Regions from separate parts of the Homo sapiens genome. Here region 1 is linked to region 2. Evidence: read pairs that join two places in POLR2A ChIA-PET (ENCODE). Cell type or tissue: Caco-2. All regions are shown on one strand. Links, peaks and the distances in the headings refer to the core of each region. The heading gives the core; the rest is flanking DNA.

What was found. ChIA-PET counts read pairs that join two places held together with the same protein. Peaks named below come from ENCODE experiments on the same cell type or tissue, not always from the same donor. Only the 100,000 strongest peaks of a DNase experiment are listed, where the experiment ranks them.
Region 1: POLR2A ChIA-PET joins it to region 2 with 7 read pairs; 2 of 35 experiments call an interaction of 5 or more read pairs at or near these places.

What each region holds. Positions count from the first base shown.
Region 1 is chr13:20,933,650-20,942,762 of GRCh38, forward strand. LINC00367 (long intergenic non-protein coding RNA 367) reads right to left here. Exons shown (of 6, transcript NR_104058.1): 3 at 8,693-8,951; 4 at 8,492-8,596; 5 at 6,214-6,286; 6 at 4,915-5,001. Among named protein-coding and RNA genes, the nearest start is that of LINC00367, 11 kb to the right of the region's middle. RefSeq lists an enhancer at 5,951-6,450. In Caco-2, for the core only: no CTCF peak of the experiment used is centred there; a DNase peak (open chromatin) is centred at 4,875.
Region 2 is chr13:20,760,343-20,769,455 of GRCh38, forward strand. The region is part of intron 1 of EEF1AKMT1 (EEF1A lysine methyltransferase 1); the gene reads right to left. Among named protein-coding and RNA genes, the nearest start is that of EEF1AKMT1, 9.1 kb to the right of the region's middle. In Caco-2, for the core only: no CTCF peak of the experiment used is centred there; no DNase peak of the experiment used is centred there.

The DNA of each region.
Region 1 (9,113 bases), core at 3,554-6,053, 170 kb after region 2:
CTGTCGCCCAGGCAGGAGTGCAGTGGCACGATCTGGGCTCACTGCAACCTCCGCCTTCCGAGTTCAAGCGATTCTCCTGCCTCAGCCTCCCGAGTAGCTGGGATTACAGGCGCCTGCCACCGCGCCTGGCTAAGTTTTTTTGTATTTTTAGTAGAGATGGGGTTTCACCATCTTGGCCAGGCTGGTCTTGAACTCCTGATCTCATGATCCACCCGCCTCGGCCTCCCAAAGTGCTGGGATTACAGGCGTGAGCCACTGCACCCGGCCCCTAATAGCCATTTTTAAAAGTTCATATAAATTGAAAAATGCTATTTTTTTTTTTTTTGAAATGGAGTGTTGCTCTGTTGCCCAGGCTGGAGTGCAGTGGCGTGGTCTCAGCTCACTACAACCTTCACCTCCCAGGTTCAAGCAATTCTTCTGCCTCAGCCGCCTGAGTAGCTGGGACTACAGGCGTGTGCCACCACAACCAGCTAATTTTTGTATTTTTAGTAGAGACGGGGTTTCACCATGTTGGCCAGGATGGTCTCAATCTCCTGACCTCGTGATCTGCCTGCCTCGGCCTCCCAAAGTGTTGGGATTACAGGCGTGAGCCACCGTGCCCAGCCGAAAAATGCTATTTTTATTTCTTTTTTTTTTTTTTTTGAGACATAGTCTCGCTCTGCCACCCAGGCTGGAGTGCAGTGGTGTGGCTCACTGCAACCTCCACCTCCTGGGTTCAAGGGATTCTCCTGCCTCTGCCTCCCGAGTAGCTGAGATTACAGGCGCCCACCACCAAGCCTGGCTAATTTTTTTTTCTATCTTTAGTAGAGACGGGGTTTCACAGTGTTGGTCAGGCTGGTCTCGAACTCCTGACCTTAGGTGATCTGCCTGCCTCAGCCTCCCAAAGTGCTGGGATTATAAGCGTGAGGCACTGTGCCCAGTTTATTTCATTCTTAAATAGCCACAGTTGCTAATGGGATATGTGTGCCTGTTGGGCACTGCACAACTCCTCAAACCCTGGAAAAAAATTGGCCGCTGCCACCCCTCTCATTTCCCATTCCACATTGACTTTCACAGTCAATGCTTTTTATCCCCAGCTTTGCAAAGATAATATGTTAATGCAAGGGATATAGTGTGTTCTAATGTCAAAATTGTGCTAATACTGTAGTTAGAGTGGTGTGTAACTGACATAGCTGTTTCCCTCAAATATTTGAAACAGCCCACAGTGCCCCTGTGAATTTGCTGTTCCCAAGCCACCCTGGCACACAGTTTGAGAACCTCAGCTGTATAACTTTTTATAACTTTTGAATCTAGCTGAGGAGTCAGCCCATTGTGAAAAAGCATGACATAAATAGTTCCCCCCAATCATTTTGTCCCAAAATGTTCTACAATCAAAGTACCCCTTTCCAGTGGACTGTGCAGAGGGGAAATAAACAAACAAACAAAACCCAAACTACCCTTTCCCATTGCGTAGCCAGTCCACTGAAGACATTTTGTTGCAGATTCTTTAACCTTCAATGCAATTTGCACTAGTGCCTTATCATCTGCAGTAGGGGATGGAGGTGTCAGCTTCACTTTTCCGTCTTTCCTGACATTTCTGGTATTGGAGAAAGAAAAAAAAAAACCATGGAAAGGGAAATAATAGGCACTGGGGGACTCCAAAGGGGGAGAGGATGGGAGGGATTTCATGTTGAAAAATGACCTATTGCATAGAAGATTCATTATTTTAGTGATGGGTGCACTAGAAACTCAAACCTCACCATTCCACGTTATATCCATGTAACAAACATGCACATGTATGCCCTGAATAATGATAATAAGAGCATGGGAGACAGAGGTCTTATGTGACTGCCTGCCAACTGCACATCCAAGATCCAGACTTGAAGCTTATAAATATGTATAAAATGTTGGGCTCAGGAGTGGTGGCTCACGCCTATAATCTCAGCACTTTGGGAGGTGAAGGCAAGCGGATCACTTGAGGCCAGGAGTTGGAGGCCAGCCCAGGCAATGTAGCAAGAGCCTGTCTCTACAAAACCTAAAAAAAATTAGCTGGACTTTATGGCATGCACCTGTAGTCCCCAGCTACTGGGGAGGCTGAGGCAAGAGGATCACTTGAGCCTGGGAGTTTGAGGTTACAGTGAGCTATGACTGTGCCACCACACTCCAGCCTAGGCAAGAGAGTGAAAAAGGGCCGGGCGTGGTGGCTCACACCTGTAATCCCAGCACTTTGGGAGGCCGAGGCAGGTGGATCACGAGGTCAGGAGATCGAGACCATCCTGGCTAACATGGTGAAACCCCGTCTCTACTAAAAATACAAAAAATTAGCCGGGCGTGGTGGAGGGCACCTGTAGTCCCAGCTACTCAGGAGGCTGAGGCAGAAGAATGGTGTGAACCTGGGATGAGGAGCTTGCGGTGAGCCGAGATCGTGCCACTGCACTCCAGCCTGGGCAACAGAGCAAGACTCTTGTCTAAAAAAAAATAGAGAGAGTGAAAAAAATAGCCAGGTACAGTGGCTCATGCCTGTAATTTCAGCACTTTGGGAGGCCGAGGCAGGAGAATCACTTGAGGCTAGGAGGTGGAGGCCACATTGACCTATGATCGCATCACTGCACTACAGCATGGGCAGCAGAGTGATACCTTGTCTCAAAAAAAAAAAAAAAAAAAAAAAAAAAGGCCGGGCATGGTGGCTCACACCTGTAATCCCAGCATTTTGGGAGGCTGAGGCGGAAGGATCATTTGAGGTTAGGAGTTCGAAACCAGCCTGGCCAACATGGTGAAACCCTATTTCTACTAAAAATACAAAAAAAAAATTACCCAGGCGTGGTGGTGGGTGCCTGTAATCCCAGCTACTTGGGAGGCTGAGGCAGGAGAATTGCTTGAGCCCGGGAGGCAGAGGTTGCAGTTAGCTGAGATCGCACAACCATTGCACTCCAGCCTGGGTGACAGAGCAAGACTTAGTCTCAAAAAAATGTTGGACACCTTTGAGTATTAACATAGATTATCCAGGTGAAGGGCACTGAGCTTAAACTTCATCACCTCATGGTAAGTTCCCTGTGCAAAGCTGGCAGCAAGGTTCTTGTGAGTGTCCCTGCCTCTGTGGCTAATGCTAACTGACATGGGCTATGTGAGGCGACCCCTCAAATACTGGAACTTCCATAGGTGCATGTGGAGGGGCTTTTGGGAGGGTTCTGGGAGGAGTGGATCTGCCCGACATGGGTAAGCTGCCTCCATTCCCACTGTCTTCACGGTCACTCAACTGACACGCTCTTACTCACTCCCTGTTCTTCATCTCTTCCAAGGTTTCTTCCCCTGCTTGGGGGACACAGTTGTCCTAATCAACAGCTGAGGCTGAGCCCAAGTCCAACCAGGAGACAGAAGAGTTTCTGTTGGCTGGGGAGGTGAGAAGGCTGGAGAGCTGATTGCGGATCTTGCCTTTCTCGGAAAGCCCAGAGGGGTCTCTAAGGTTCCCAGACACTTCACATTTTTTGTCCAGGGCTTTTGGTTTCAGCTGCAATTCTGGAACATGGGAAAAAAGAAAATCCACATAACATTCTGTTGTACATTTATTCAAAATACAGAAAAGAAATATTTAAAGAATAAAATAAAGATAACATTCACAAGAGGAACCATGAAATTAACCCTCTCCTGGGAGTATACACTGGAAATCAATTTGGAAATATATAACAAGAGCATTAAAAATGTTCTTAAGAATATAATTAAAGATGCAGAAAAAGATTATGTACTCATGATAAAGCTTATACAAGGAAAAGAAAAAGATCATGTATAAAGATATGCAATATGATGTTATTTACAAGGTATATTTACATTTTAAATTATTTAAAATAGGAAATAACCTAAATTTCCAATAACAAGTAAATGGTTAATTAATTTGGGCTATATCATCATAATGGAATATCATATAGCCATTCAAAGCCATTGTTTTATGAGTTTTAGTGACAGGGAAAATGATTACTATAGGTGTCTGTTCACTGTGTTTTCAAAGTGTCCTAAATTTTCTTTTTTTTTTTTTTTTTGAGACGGAGTCTCGATCTGTTGCCCAGGCTGGAGTGCAGTGGCGTGATCTCGACTCACTGCAAGCTCCGCCTCCCAGGTTCATGCCATTCTCCTGCCTCAGCCTCTCCGAGTTGCTGGGACTACAGGCGCCCACCACCACACCCGGCTAATTTTTTATATTTTTAGTAGAGATGGGGTTTCACCATGGTCTCGATCTCCTGACCTCGTGATCTGCCCGCCTCCACCTCCCAAAGTGCTGGGATTACAAGCGTGAGCCACCGCACCCAGACTTTTTTTTTTTTTTTTTTTTTAATTATTTATTTATTTTTTTCTTTTTTTATTTTTTTGAGACGGAGTCTCGCTCTGTCACCCAGGCTGGAGTGCAGTGGTGTGATCATAGCTCACTGTAGCCTTGACCTCTCTGGCTCAAGAGATTCTCCTGCCTTGGCTTCCCAAGTAGCTGGGACTACAGAGGCACATCACCACATCTGGCTAATTTTTAAATTTTTTTGTAAAGACAGGGGTCTCACTTTGTTGCCCGGGCTGGTCTCAAACTTCTGGGCTCAAGTGATCATCCACACACCTCGGCCTCCCAAAGTGCTGGGATTACAGGTGTGAGCCACTGTGCCTCACCTCAATTTTGTAGGATTTTTGTAGGATTTTGATTCCAATCTTTTCTCTGCCACTTATCATTTGTGTGCCCTGAGTGAGTTCCCGTCATCTCGGTATGTCTGTTTTTCATCTGTGCAATAGGGGTCACAGTACCTACCTCATGCTGGGTTTGAGATCTCCGTGTGCCACATATTAGCTTGGGACCTTGGGCTGATTAGTTGTCCTCTCTGAGCCTCAGCTCCCAAGCCAGGAGGTGGAGCTAATGTGGCTGCCTCCAGGCATTAGCACGAAGATGGGCAGGGATGGCTCTGAGCACCCAGCACAGAGCAAGACCCCTTCACCCGGTAGACACCTGGCAGACGGGAATTACCACTGCTTATGATACAATGGTATTTCCTAAATTTGAAGATAATGTTGAAAGTAAGCTGCATCATGGATTTAATAATAGTGCTTTGAGTGAGAGAGAGAGAGAAAAAAGAAACCAATGTGGCATTCAGTGCATAAGAATAAAATGAGGTGTTGAATAAAAAGACTTGGGCCGGGCGTGGTGGCTCATGCCTGTAAATCCCAACACTTTGGGAGGCCGAGGTGGGTGGATTACCTGAGGTCAGGGGTTTGAGACCAGCCTGGCCAACATGGTGAAACCCCGTCTCTACTAAAAATATAAAAATTAGCCAAGCATGGTGGCGTGCGCCTGTAGTCCCAGCTACTCAGGAGGCTGAGACAAGAGAATCGTGTGAACCCACAAGGCGGAGGCTGCAGTGAGTCGAGATTGCCCCACTGCACTCACTCCACCCTGGGTGACAGAGTGAGACTCAAAGAAAAAAAAGTCGAATTTTTATACACATCCGTTAGGGACTTTTCACATCATGTGCATTTCCATAAATCTACACATTGTATTTTTGCACAGACTTGTGTTTCTAGGTGTGTCTGGGGCTCCAGGATTCTCTTACAGGAGACGACTGTTCAACTTGTTTTTAAATGAAAACACTAATGTTTCGTTTTATTTTTTTCCCTGCATGAAAAGTAACAATCCACCATAAAGCAAGGGGCATGCCCCCCGACCAAGCCATCCTTGCTCAGGGGTAGAGAGTAACCCTTTGCGGGGAGTGGGTGATAGTGCTAAGATTTGGGTTCTGGTTTTAAGGAGTTATCTAAAGTTTAGTTCTGAAAGAAGACGCAAAGGGGATTTCTCATGGAGGAATGCAAGCCTATGGGACAGAAGGCGATGAGTCAGGAATCGTTGGATTGGGTCACCAAAAGCCTGGGTCCTGATCCAGGATGCTTGTCCCAAAAGGGGCCCCACATACTTGATTAAGAAGGAAAGAGTGAGACCACTGTGAGGGGCAACAGTCAAGGATGGGGGGCAGAAGGGGTCTTTGAATCTGAAGCCCACCAGGGGCTGACTGTCCAGCTTTGATGTGAGCAAGAGCCCCTTTGAGGAGCTGCCCAGGCTAGTTCCTTCCACAGTGGCTCAAAGACAGGAGTGCCTGATCTGCTGCCGACTGGCTGGGAGACTGAGATTTGTTGCAGGCCAACTAGTGCATGTGACCCAGTGTCAGATATATCCCCAAAATATCCCTGGCAAGTGGCGGGATGATCTCCTACCCCTTCGCTTGAGCAGGCCGGAGGCCAGGAGCTGAGACTCCTCATTCTCCATTTCTGTTTACCTTCTCCCCAGCTGGGAACAAAGGACAAGAATTTGGGAGTGACAGGCATGTGGCCACACACTCAAATGCACTTGTTTATACCTGTTTGTTTACTGTTTCAGCAGATTCTTGCTTAGCAATAACTGAGTTTATCTCCTTGTCTTAAGGAAACTCTTAAGAATGTTATTATAATGTAGTAAAATTTAAATGTCTCTTGAATGATGAAGCACTAACTAATGTGCTATATCTAAATGTAGAAATGCACATTTACGAGTATTGTCCTCTCCCGGCATTTTCATCTGAACACTCAGTCTGTTGACAACACTCAAAAACTTCATAAAAGATCACAATCTAGCACTTAAGTTCTACAGATAATGTTGAAATCTTGCACAAGATTTAGGAATCTCAGGCAATGACATGCATAACATTGCTATTAGGAAATGTGTAATATACTCTTCTGTTACTATCAGTGGAAAGTCAAAAAACAAACAAACCATAGTGATAAGAGCTGTGTGAATTAAGGAATTTTAGAGCTGAAAGTGACCTTCGAAATCCTAGAGCCTCACCCATTTTTACCTTCTAATAATCGTGCTGTAAAATATCACACTTACACTGTAGAAAATTTGGAAATATACAGAAGATGTTTAAAATTAGGAAGAAAAGGCTGGGCACCGTGGCTCATGCCTGTAATCCCCGCACTTTCGGAGGCTGAGGTGGGCAGATCACAAGGTCAAGAGATCGAGACCAGCCTGGCCAACATGGTGAAACCCAGTCTCTACTAAAAATACAAAAAATTAGCTGGGCGTGGTGGCGCGCGCCACTGCAATCTGACCTAGCGACAGACTGAGACTCAGTCTCAAAAAAAAAAAAAAATCAGGAAGAAAAAAATCACCCACAATTGTATCACCTACAAGAGGTCACCATTTTTTAAAACTTTGCCGTATTTCCTTTCAGACATGTAAAATTTTTGATATATTTATTTTTTTCTTTTTCTTGCTACAAAAAACTGAGATCGTACAGTTTGTATCCTTCACCCTTTACTTAACATTATATAGTGATAATTTTGCTTTTTATTAAAAACTTTTTGAATATGGAATTTTTATTGATTACATAAAATGTGACAGTATGGCATAGAGTCATAAAATATTTGTAACCGTCATCATAGTATTGAATGTGTAATTGCGTTTAAAGATACTATAGTATAGATGTGCTAAGGGAAATACTTTTGTGCATAACTGTTTGTCCCATTTTTAAATTGTTTCTGTAGAAATTGTTGCCAAATTTTGTTCCAGCCAGGTGCGGTGGCTCGCACCTGTAATCCCAGTACTTTGGGAGGCCGAGGTGGGTGGATCACTTGATGTCAGGAGTTCAAGACCAGCCTGGCCAACATGGTGAAACCCTCTCTCTATTAAAAATACAAAAAATTAGCTGGGCATGGTGGTGCGTACCTGTAATCCCAGCTACTCGGGAGGCTGAGGCAGGAGAATTGCTTGAATCCAGGAGGCAGAGGTTGCAGTGAGCAGAGATCTCACCACTGCACTCTAGCCTAGGCAACAGAGGGAGACTCCATCTCAAAAAACAAAACCAAACAAAAAAACAAAACAAAACAAAATTTTGTTCCAGAAAAGTTATAACAATTTTTATCAACAACATGAGAGTGTCTATTTCAGTGTAACCTTTCTAGAATCAGAGTATTACTTTTTTTTTTTGAGGCAGAGTCTGGCTCTGTCGCCCAGGCTGGAATGCAGTGGGGTAGTCTTGGCTCACCGCAACTTCCGCCTCCTGGGTTCAAGCAATTCTCTGCCTCAGCCTCCTGAGTAGCTGGGATTACAGGCACCTGCCACCACGCCCGGCTAATTTTTTGTATTTTTAGTAGAGACAGGGCTTCACCATCTTGGCCAAGCCGGCCTTGAACTCCTTACCTCAGGATCCACTGGCCTCGGCCTCCCAAAGTACTGGGATTACAGGTGTGAGCCACCATGCCTGGTCGAGTATTACCATTTTTAATAATGGTAATGGGTAATATAAAATAATGTTATTTTAGGAAACAATTCTAAAGCTTCATTTTCAGGAGACTGAGATTTTAGAAGCTACTTCTTTAATTCTTATGACATAGAGTCGGATTAGACACAAAATAAATGTTATGAAAATGCTACTACTGTTCTTTGAAGGCTGTTTATAGTTTGTAGATGCTGAGAATATGGTGAAATGGTAAACTATGCATAGCCTTAACTTACGGAGTGCTAGAGTTTTGGGCTGAGGAGCTGGTCACCATTGGGCATCTGACAACTGATTGTTTGGGCTTCTGGGACTGTTTCTGGAGGGGCCTGGATCTCAGCACACTGTGTCAGGTAGGAGAGGAAAAAAACGTTATCTGTTTGCTCCTAAGCTCATTGGTTGAAGATTCGCCCCACAAGCTTCAATTTCTCTGCACTTACTTTTTTCTCTGACTTATTGTGGGTTTCTCAAGCATAGGGGCCAGGGGTCCTGTGAGGTGGGTGCCATTTGGGATGCCACATGGAGCTGGCAGTGTCCACAGACAGCTGGTTTCTGCAGTGGCAGCAGGGTGGAGTAAGCGTCCAACGGTGTCCAAAGATTTGGAGTGGTACTTAAGAGGTGTTTACACGAGCAACAAGGTAAGTAGAGATAACTGGGCCTTCAATACAGAGGTTGATGGAAACACATCTGCAAGTGTACCTGATTCAAATCATCACACAGTAACCCCTCCAGGGGAATGTCAAATTCTGTACTGTTTTTAATGCTCAGCTGACACATTGCTCTAGTCCAGTGGTTCTAGAACTTTTTGAGCTTAGGATCCCTTTATACTCTTAAAAATTATTGAGAACTTCAGACAAATTC
Region 2 (9,113 bases), core at 5,624-8,123:
AATAGTACACAGCCATAAAAAAGAGTGAAATCATGTCCTTTGCAGCAACATGGATGCAGCTAGAGGCTATTATCCTACGTGAATTAAAAGAGAAACAGAAAACCAAATACCACATGCTCTCACTTGTAGACGGGAGCTAAACAATGGGTACAGGTGGACATAAAGACAGAAATAATAGATACTAGGGACTCCAAGAGAGGAGCCGGGAAGAGTGGGGGAAGGATTGAAAAAAACTACCCTATCAGATATTATGTTCAATATTGGGTGATGGGTTCACTAGAAACCCAAACTCCAGTATCACCCAATATACCCTGCACATGTATGCCCTGAATCTAAAATTAAAAATAAAATATGTTTTAAAATTTAAAAATATACATACTCTAAAAAATTAAAAAGAATACACAGATAAAACATCAAAATAATGGACACACTTAATGCTGATGAGAAGGTAGTGATATTGGTATACTCTCTAATTTAGATAACAATTTAAATTGGCATAATCTTTTGGAAAAGAATCTGATAATTTGGACATAAATATTTCTATTTTTCTACACCAATTCTCATTCCTAAGCTTTCTACTCTGAAATAATCACAGATTCACAGGAATGTGCAAAAATAATGAAGGTCCATCCCATGTATCCTTCCACCTATTTTTCCACAATGGTAGTAACTTATATAACTACAGTGCATTGTCAAACCAGGAAATGAACAGTACAATCCACAGAGCTCGTGCAGTTCACCAGTTTTACACACATTTATTTGCAGGCGTATGCACATGTGTATAGTTTTATATAATGATATCACGTGTAGATTCATGAAAACACTTCCATGGATAAGAGACAGAATATTCCAGCACCAAAGAGATGAGTTGTACTACCTTTTTAAAGTCATTCCCATCCTCTCCCACCTCAATCTCCATTCTTAACCCCTGGAAAGCATTTGTTCTCCGTTTCAATAATTTTGTCACTTTAGATAAATGGAATCATACATTATATAACTTGAGATTGTCATTTTCACTCAGCATGGTTTAAAATTTACCCAGGTTGTTCTGTGTATCAATAGTTTATTCCTTTTTATTGCTGAGTAGTAATCCATAGTATGGCCACACTTAACCATTCACCCACTAAAACATTTGGGTTGTTTCCAATTTTAAGGTATTACAAATAGAGCTGTTGTGAACATTCCTGTAAAATGTATAGGAATTTTCATTTTCATTTCTCTGGATAAATGCTCAAGAGTATGATGTTGGATTTTATGGTTAGAGTGTGTTTATTTTGAGGACATCAAAAAATTTATTTCATGATGATACATTATAAGAGGGTTTCATCAAATGAAGAACTGAATCCCTGTACTATGAGGTTTACTGTGGCCAGAGAAGTCAGGATTCTCTTTGCAGTCATGTAGTTGTTTTTGAAATGCCTATTGAAGTGAAATGTGCAAATTTTAAAACATTTGTATTGAGATCTAATTCATATACCATACAATTCATCTATTTAAAGTGTATAATTCAGGTGGAATGTGGGAGGCTGAGACAGGAGGATCACTTGAGCCTAGGAGCAGCCTGGGCAATACAGTGAGACCTTGTCTCTACAAAAATGTTTTTAAAAATTAGCTGAGTGTGATGGCATGTGCCTGTAGACCCAGCTACATGGGAGGCTGTGGTGGGAGGATCACTTGAGTCTGGAGGCATAGGATGCAGTGAGCCAAGATCATACCACTGTATTTCAGCCTGGGTAACAGAACGAGAACCTTTATTTTTCGGGGTCTTCCAATCCATAAAACATGGCACATCTCTCCATTTATTTAGTTCATCTTTGATGTATTTCATCAGTCTTTTTTTTTTTTTTTTTTTTAATTTGAGGCAGAGTCTTGCTCTGTTGCCCAGGCTGGAGTGCAGTGGTGCATTCTTGGCTCACTGCAACCTCCACCTCCTGGGTTCAAGCGATTCTCCCTGCTTCAGCAGCATCCCCAGTAGCTGGGATTACAGGCACCTGCCACCACGCCCAGCTAAATTTTTTTGCATTTTTAGTAGAGATGGGGTTTCACATGTTGGCCAGGCTAGTTTCGAACTCCTAACCTCAAGTGATCCGCCCACCTCGGCCTCCCAAAGTGCTGGGATTACAGGCATGAACCATCGTGCCTGGCCAGGACTTCTAGTGAGCTGAATAGGAGTGATAAGAGCAGATATCCTACACTTGTCCCAGATTTTAAGTGGGAAAGCATTCAATCTTTCACCATTAAATATGATGCAGCCACAACCTTCTGGGCTCAAGTGATCTTTCCACCTCAGCCTCCCAAGCAGCTGGGACTACAGGCATGCGCCACCATGCCCGGCTAACATTTTTATTTTTTGTAGAGATGGGGTCCCACTCTGGTGCCCAGGCTGGTCTCAAACTCCTGAGCTCAAGTGTTCCTCCTGCCTCAGCCTCCGAAAGTGCTGGGATTACAGGTGTGAGTCACTACACCCAGGGTGTAGATGTTCTATGTTAAGATGAGGACATTCCCTTTATTAGTAGTTTGCCAAGTTTCATCATGAATGGGTGTTGAATTTTCAAATAACTTTTTGATATCAACTTATACGATCATGTGATTTTTCTTTAACCTCATGATATAAATTAAACTGATTATCTATTAAACCAGTCTCACATTCCTGGAATAGGTTCCACTTAACTGATTCTTCTTATGTATTGCTAAATCATATTTACTAATATTTTGCTGAGGATTTCGTCACCTATCTTCATGAGGTATATTTGTCTATTGTTTTCGGTCTTTGTATTGTCTTTGGTTTTGGTAACAAGGTAATATTGGTCTCATCAAATAAACTAGAAATGTCTCCTCTTCTATTTTCTGGAAAAGACTGTGTACAATCAGTGCTAACGCAATAAACATTTGGTAATTTTTTTCAGTGAAATCATGTGCTATGGATTCAATTGACACACCACCCCCCTCCCACCCTGCACCCCATTTATATGTTAAAGCCTTAACCCTCATTGTAATTATATCTGGAGATGCTAGGTTGGTGCAAAGGTAATTGCTGTTTCTGCCATTACTTTTAGCCACCCAGTCTACGGTATTTTGTTATAGCATCCCTAGCATTTAAGGCCCGAAATTTTTGTTTTTTTTTTTTGAAACAGAATTTTGCTATTGTCGCCCAGGCTGGAGTGCAATGGCTCGATCTCAGCTCACGGCAACCTCCGCCTCCTGGGTTCAAGCGATTTTCCAGCCTCAGCCTCCCAAATAGCTGGGATTACAGGTGCCTACCACCCACCCTGGCTAATTTTTGCATTTTTAGTAGAGATGGAGTTTCACCATGTTGGCCAGGCCAGTCTCAAACTCCTGACCTCTGGTGATCTGCCCGCCTAGGTCTCCCAAACTGCTGAGATTACAGGCATGAGCCACCATGCCTGGCCTGAAAATTTCTTGTATGAGAGGCCTTTAACTGCAAATTCAATTTAATACTTACACGGCTATTCACATTATCAGTTTCATATGGGGTGAGTTCTCGTAGTTTGTAGTTTCAACGAATTGGTCTGCTTCATCTAAGTTGTTAAAATTTATCTGGATAGAGATGTTTATAGCAGTCCTCAATTATTTCTAATGTCTTTAGGATCTGTACTGATATCCCCCATTTCATTCCTAATGTCAGTAATTTCTGTTTTCTCTTTTTTCTTACTAAAGGTTCATCAATTTTATTGATCTCTTTTAAAAAATAAGTTTTTGCATCATTGACTTTATTTTCAATTTCATTGATTTCTGCCTTTCATTTCCTTCCTTCTACTTGCTTTGCATTTGTTTTAAACTACCTTTTTGTTCTGGGAGTTTAGAACACTGTTTTGAGACCTTTCTTCTAATTTAAGTGTTCAGTGCTTTAAATTCCCTTTTAGCAACATCCCAGCAAATTTTTGTCCTTTTTCACCCATTTTCATTCAGTTCAGTGTACTTTTAAATTTCTCTCTGGCCCATATATTTAGAAGGACACTGTTTAATTTCCAAGTGTTTGGAGATTTTCCTATTAGGTTTTCTAGCATGTATAATTTCAACACTTTTTAAAAATGCTGAAGTTTGTGTAATAGCTATGGATATGGTCTATGTTGGTGAAATATTCCATGAATACTTGAAAACAATGTGTATTTTGATGTTGTTGGGTGAAGGTTATATAAATGTGAATAGATCCTTTTGGTTAATGGTGTTATTAAGTCCCCTGTATCCTTGCTGGTTTCCCATCTAGTAGTTCTATCGATTGCTGAGAGGGAATGGAAGTACCCAGCTGTAATTGTGGATTTGTCTGTTTCCTTTCAGTTCTATCAGTTTTTATTTCATGCTTCATGTAATTTAAATTGTTCTCGTTTGGTGCGTACATACTTAGAACTGTTGTTTGTTCTTGATGAATTCACTCTTTTTATCATTATGTAATTCTGTTGTTGTTCCTAGTGACTTCTTTACTCTTATAAGTCTACTTTACCTGCTATCAATAAAAGTGCTCATGCTTTTAAAAAAAAGCTTCTATGGCATATATTTTCCCCTTCCTTTCACTTTCAACACACACACACACACACACACACACACACACACACACCCTAATTTTGAAGTGAGTTTCTTGTGGGCAGCATATAGTTTTCGTCTAAAAAAAAAATCCTGGCCAGGCACAGTGGCTCACGCCTGTTATCCCAGCACTTTGAGAGGCTGAGGCGGGTGGATCACGAGGTCAGGAGTTTGAGACCAGCCTGGTCAACATAACGAAACCCCGTCTCTACTAAAAATACAAAAAACTAGCCGGGCATGGTGGAGGGCACCTGTAATCCCAGCTACTCGGGAGGCTGAGGCAGGAAAATCGCTTGAACCCGGGAGGCAGAGGTTACAGTGAGCGAGATCGTGCCACTGCACTCCAGCCCAGGCAACAGTGCAAGACTCCAACTCGAAAATAAAATAAAATAAAAATAAAAACTAAATCCTTACTGATAAGCTCCTTTATTGGTGCATCTGGACCTTTTACACTTAATGTTATTATTGATATATTGTGCTTAAGCCTATTTCATTATTTGCTTTCTGTTTCTTCCCTTGGGTTTTTTTTTTTTTTTTTTTTTTTTTGAGATAGAGTTTCACTCTTTCGCCCAGGCTGGAGTGCAGTGGTGCAATCTCAGCTCACTGCAACCTCCGCCTTCTAGTTTCACACGATTCCCCTGCCTCAGCCTCCCCAGTGGCTGCGATTACAAGCGCCGGCCACCACACCTGGCTATTTTTTGTATCTTTTAGTAGAGATGGGATTCACCATGTTGGCCAGGCTGGTCTCGAACTCCTGACCTCGTGATCCACCTGCCTTGGGCTCCCAAAGTGCTGGGATTACAGGCATGAGCCACTGCGTCTGGCCTCTTCTCTTGGTTTTAATTCTTGTTTCCTTTTCTAGCTTTCATATATGTTTCTTGAATTTTTTTTTTTTTAGAATTCTTTTATACCAAAAGACAAAATAGGAAAAACATTTCAACAGGCACTTTATAAAAGATGACATACAGATAATCAAACATCATATGACAAGGTATTCAACCTTGTCATGAGGGAATGCAAATTATAATCATAATGAGATACCACTATACACCTACCAGATTGACCGCAATTAAGAAGTCTAACATCAAGTAGGCATATATGAAAAGATGCTCAAAATAGAAATATGCAATAGAGGCTGGGCGTGGTGGCTCAAACCTGTAATCCCAGCACTTTGGGAGGCCAAGGTGGGCAGATCATGAGGTTAGGAGTTCAAGACCAGCCTGGCCAACATGGTGAAACCCCATCTCTACTAAAAATACAAAAAAATTAGCTGGGCATGTTGGCACTGCCTGTAATCTCAGCTATTTAGGAGGCTGAGGCAGGAGAATCACTTGAACCTGGGAGGAGGAGGTTGCAGTGGGCAGAGATCACAACACTGCACTCCAGCCTGGGTGACACAGTGAGACTCCATCTCAAAAAAAAAAAAAAAAAGAAAGAAAGAAAAGAAAAAGAAAAAAAGAAACATGTAATAGAAAAAATTAAACTCAACTGAAATGTCCAACCATTAGACAGTATATAATGTTGTATATTCCTACAGTATAAATATATTCACTACATAGCAGTGAAAACATTTTATGAATCTATTTCTTTCTCCATTGCTAGCTTACTAGCTGTGACTCTGTTATTTAAGAGGTTGCTTAAGAATTATGGTACATGGCTGGGTGCGGTGGCTCACGTCTGTAATCCCAGCACTTTGGGAGGCCAAGGCAGGTGGATCACCTGAAGTCAGGAGTTTGAGACTAGCCTGACCAATATGGTGAAATCCTGTCTCAACTAAAAATACAAAAATTAGCCAGGTGTGATGGCAGGCGCCTGTAGTCCCAGCTACTCAGGAGGCTGAGACAAGAGAATTGCTTGAACCTATGAGGCAGAGGTTGCAGCGAGCCAAGATCACACCACTGCACTCCAGCCTGGGCGACAGAGCAAGACTCCATCTCAAAAAAAACAAAAAAAGAAAAAGAAAAAAACAGAAGCTTAGAATAGTATACATAAATCCATTTCTCTTCTCCAAACCTTTGTGTTATTGTTGTCATACATTTTACTTTTACATTTGTTATAAATGCCACACTACATTGTTAAATTAAAAACTCATACATATATTTAACTCCTCATTCTGTTGTATAGATATTTCCAGATGGTGGGCCAGGCGCGGTGACTCACACCTGTAATCCCAGCACTTTGGGAGGCTGAGGTGGGCGGATCACGAGGTCAGGAGATCGAGACCATCCTGGCTAACACGGTGAAACCCCGTCTCCACTAAAAATACAAAAAATTAGCCGGGCGTTGTGGCAAGCACCTGTAGTCCCAGCTACTCGGGAGGCTGAGGCAGGAGAATGGCATGAACCCGGGAGGCGGAGCTTGCAGCGAGCCTAGATCTTGCCACTGCACTCCTGCCTGGGCGACAAAGCGAGATTCTGTCTCAAAAAAAAAAAAAAAAAAAAAAAAAAGATATTTCCAGCTGGTGTCATTTTCCTTCTGCTTGAATGACTTCGTTGAACATTCCTTGTAGTATAATTCTGCTGGTGATGCATTCTCTCAGCTTTTGTTTCTGATAATGTCTGTTTAACTGTGGGTATAGAATTTGAGGTTGACAAGTTTTCTTTTGGTATTTTAAAGATAGTCCTCCACTGTCTGTTCACTGCATTGTTTCCACACATAAAATCTGCTGTAATTCTTATTTTTCTTCATGTCTTTCTTTTCTAATGGTTTTTAAGGTTTTTCTCTTTATTACTGGTTTTGGGTATTTGATTATGATGTGCCTTGGTGTGGTTTTTTACACGTTTCTTGTATTTTGTGTTTATTGAGCTTCTTAAATTTGGAAAAACTCTGACCATTATTTCCCAAGTAATCTTCTGCTGCCCTTCCCTTTCAGGGACTCCAATTATACATATATTTAGTAGCTTCATATTGTACCACAACTCTCTGATGCTTTCTTCATTTTAAACTTCTTTCTCTTTGTATTTCATTTGTGATAGCTTCTATTTCTAGTGTTCAAGTTTACTAATCTTCTATTCTTCTATGTCTAATCTATTAATCCCATACAGTGTAATTTTCACCACAGACATTTCATCTCAGACCTATCTCCAAAAGTTACATGAGTCTTTATTTGCATATTTCCAGTTCACATGTTCAATTTTCCTCTAGCTTTTTGAAAGTACAGGATATAAATTTATTTTAGCATCCTTGTCCACTACTTCTAACATATATCTATTCTGGGTCAGTTTCAGTGGACTGATTTTCCCATTATGGATTGTATTTTCTTGCTTTTTCACATGTCTGATAGTTTTTTTATGGAATGCCAGACATTGTGGATTTTAACTTGTATCTGTATATTTCTGTATTCCTATGTAAGTATTCCTGAAACACAGGTTAATTACTTGGAAACAATTTGATCTTTTCAGGTCTCATTTTTAAGACTGTTAGATAAGAGCAGAGCAGCACTTAGTCTAGACTGATTACACCCCACTACGGAGGCAAAACCCTTTGAAGTACTCTATCCAATGCCCCATAAATTATGAGGTTTTCCAGTCCAGCTGGTAGAAAGACACTATTCTTGGTCTTGAATGAGTCAGGTATTGTTCCTTCAAATCTTTTCAGATGTTTATTTCCCTATCTTCCAGTAGTTTCTCAAGGAGGTCCCTCTGCAGATACCTGGAGTTCTTTCTCTATTCTCTCTGGTACTCAGCCTTCCACTCTAGCCATCTTGGCCTACCCAGATTCTCAGCTATTGTTAGGGTATTTTATGTGTGGCCCAAGACAATTCTTCTTCCAATGTGGCCCAGGGAAGCCAAAAGATTGGACACCTCAATCTTTTGAAGGGTCTACTGGAAGGCTTAGATGGTAAATAGTGTTTAATTTCAGCGAATTTCAGCTCTCTGATCAGCAGCAGCTACCCATTCTCACCCTCCAGCCCCCTGACAAGCAGCTATGCATGCATTCTTGTTTTAAATCTTAATTTATAAAGGTGACAGAGAGGACATGGAGAGATCAATGCCATTGAAAAGAAAGTTTAATGTTACAATTCTCCCCAGAAATGAGGGTCATGGCATGCCACAGGGGGCCACGTGAAACTCTGTCACAAGCAGAGACCACAAAGCAGAGAGAGGACCTGAGACTATGCCTTTATTGCTAAGTCAGTGGGATGGATCTAGGTGGGGATGTCCCCTGTTGGGCATAAAGCAAAAACAGACATTCTATGGTTGTCACTGGGAAGTCTGTGATATGAGTTTTGTGCACCCACGAGAGAGGGCTTAAAAGGATGATGTAAACAACTTTAGCCTTTAGTTTGTCCCTGTACTTAATATATGTCAAATAGGCAAACACAAAATCTAAGTAAACACAGAATAGTTCCAGGAGCAGCTTGGCTATGCACACATTCAGGAAACACCTTGCATAAAACTTACAGGAACCACCTGTCTTTCAAACATTGGAATAATCTGTTCTGACTCCCTTTGCTGCTTCTGATAAGAAAGCCAAAGATGCAGGTGGCAGCCATTGTTGCAAGCCCCTCTCCCTCTGGCTAAAGTGACCTCCAGCAGATTTAAAGGGCCAGCACCTTTCCCCCATGCTTC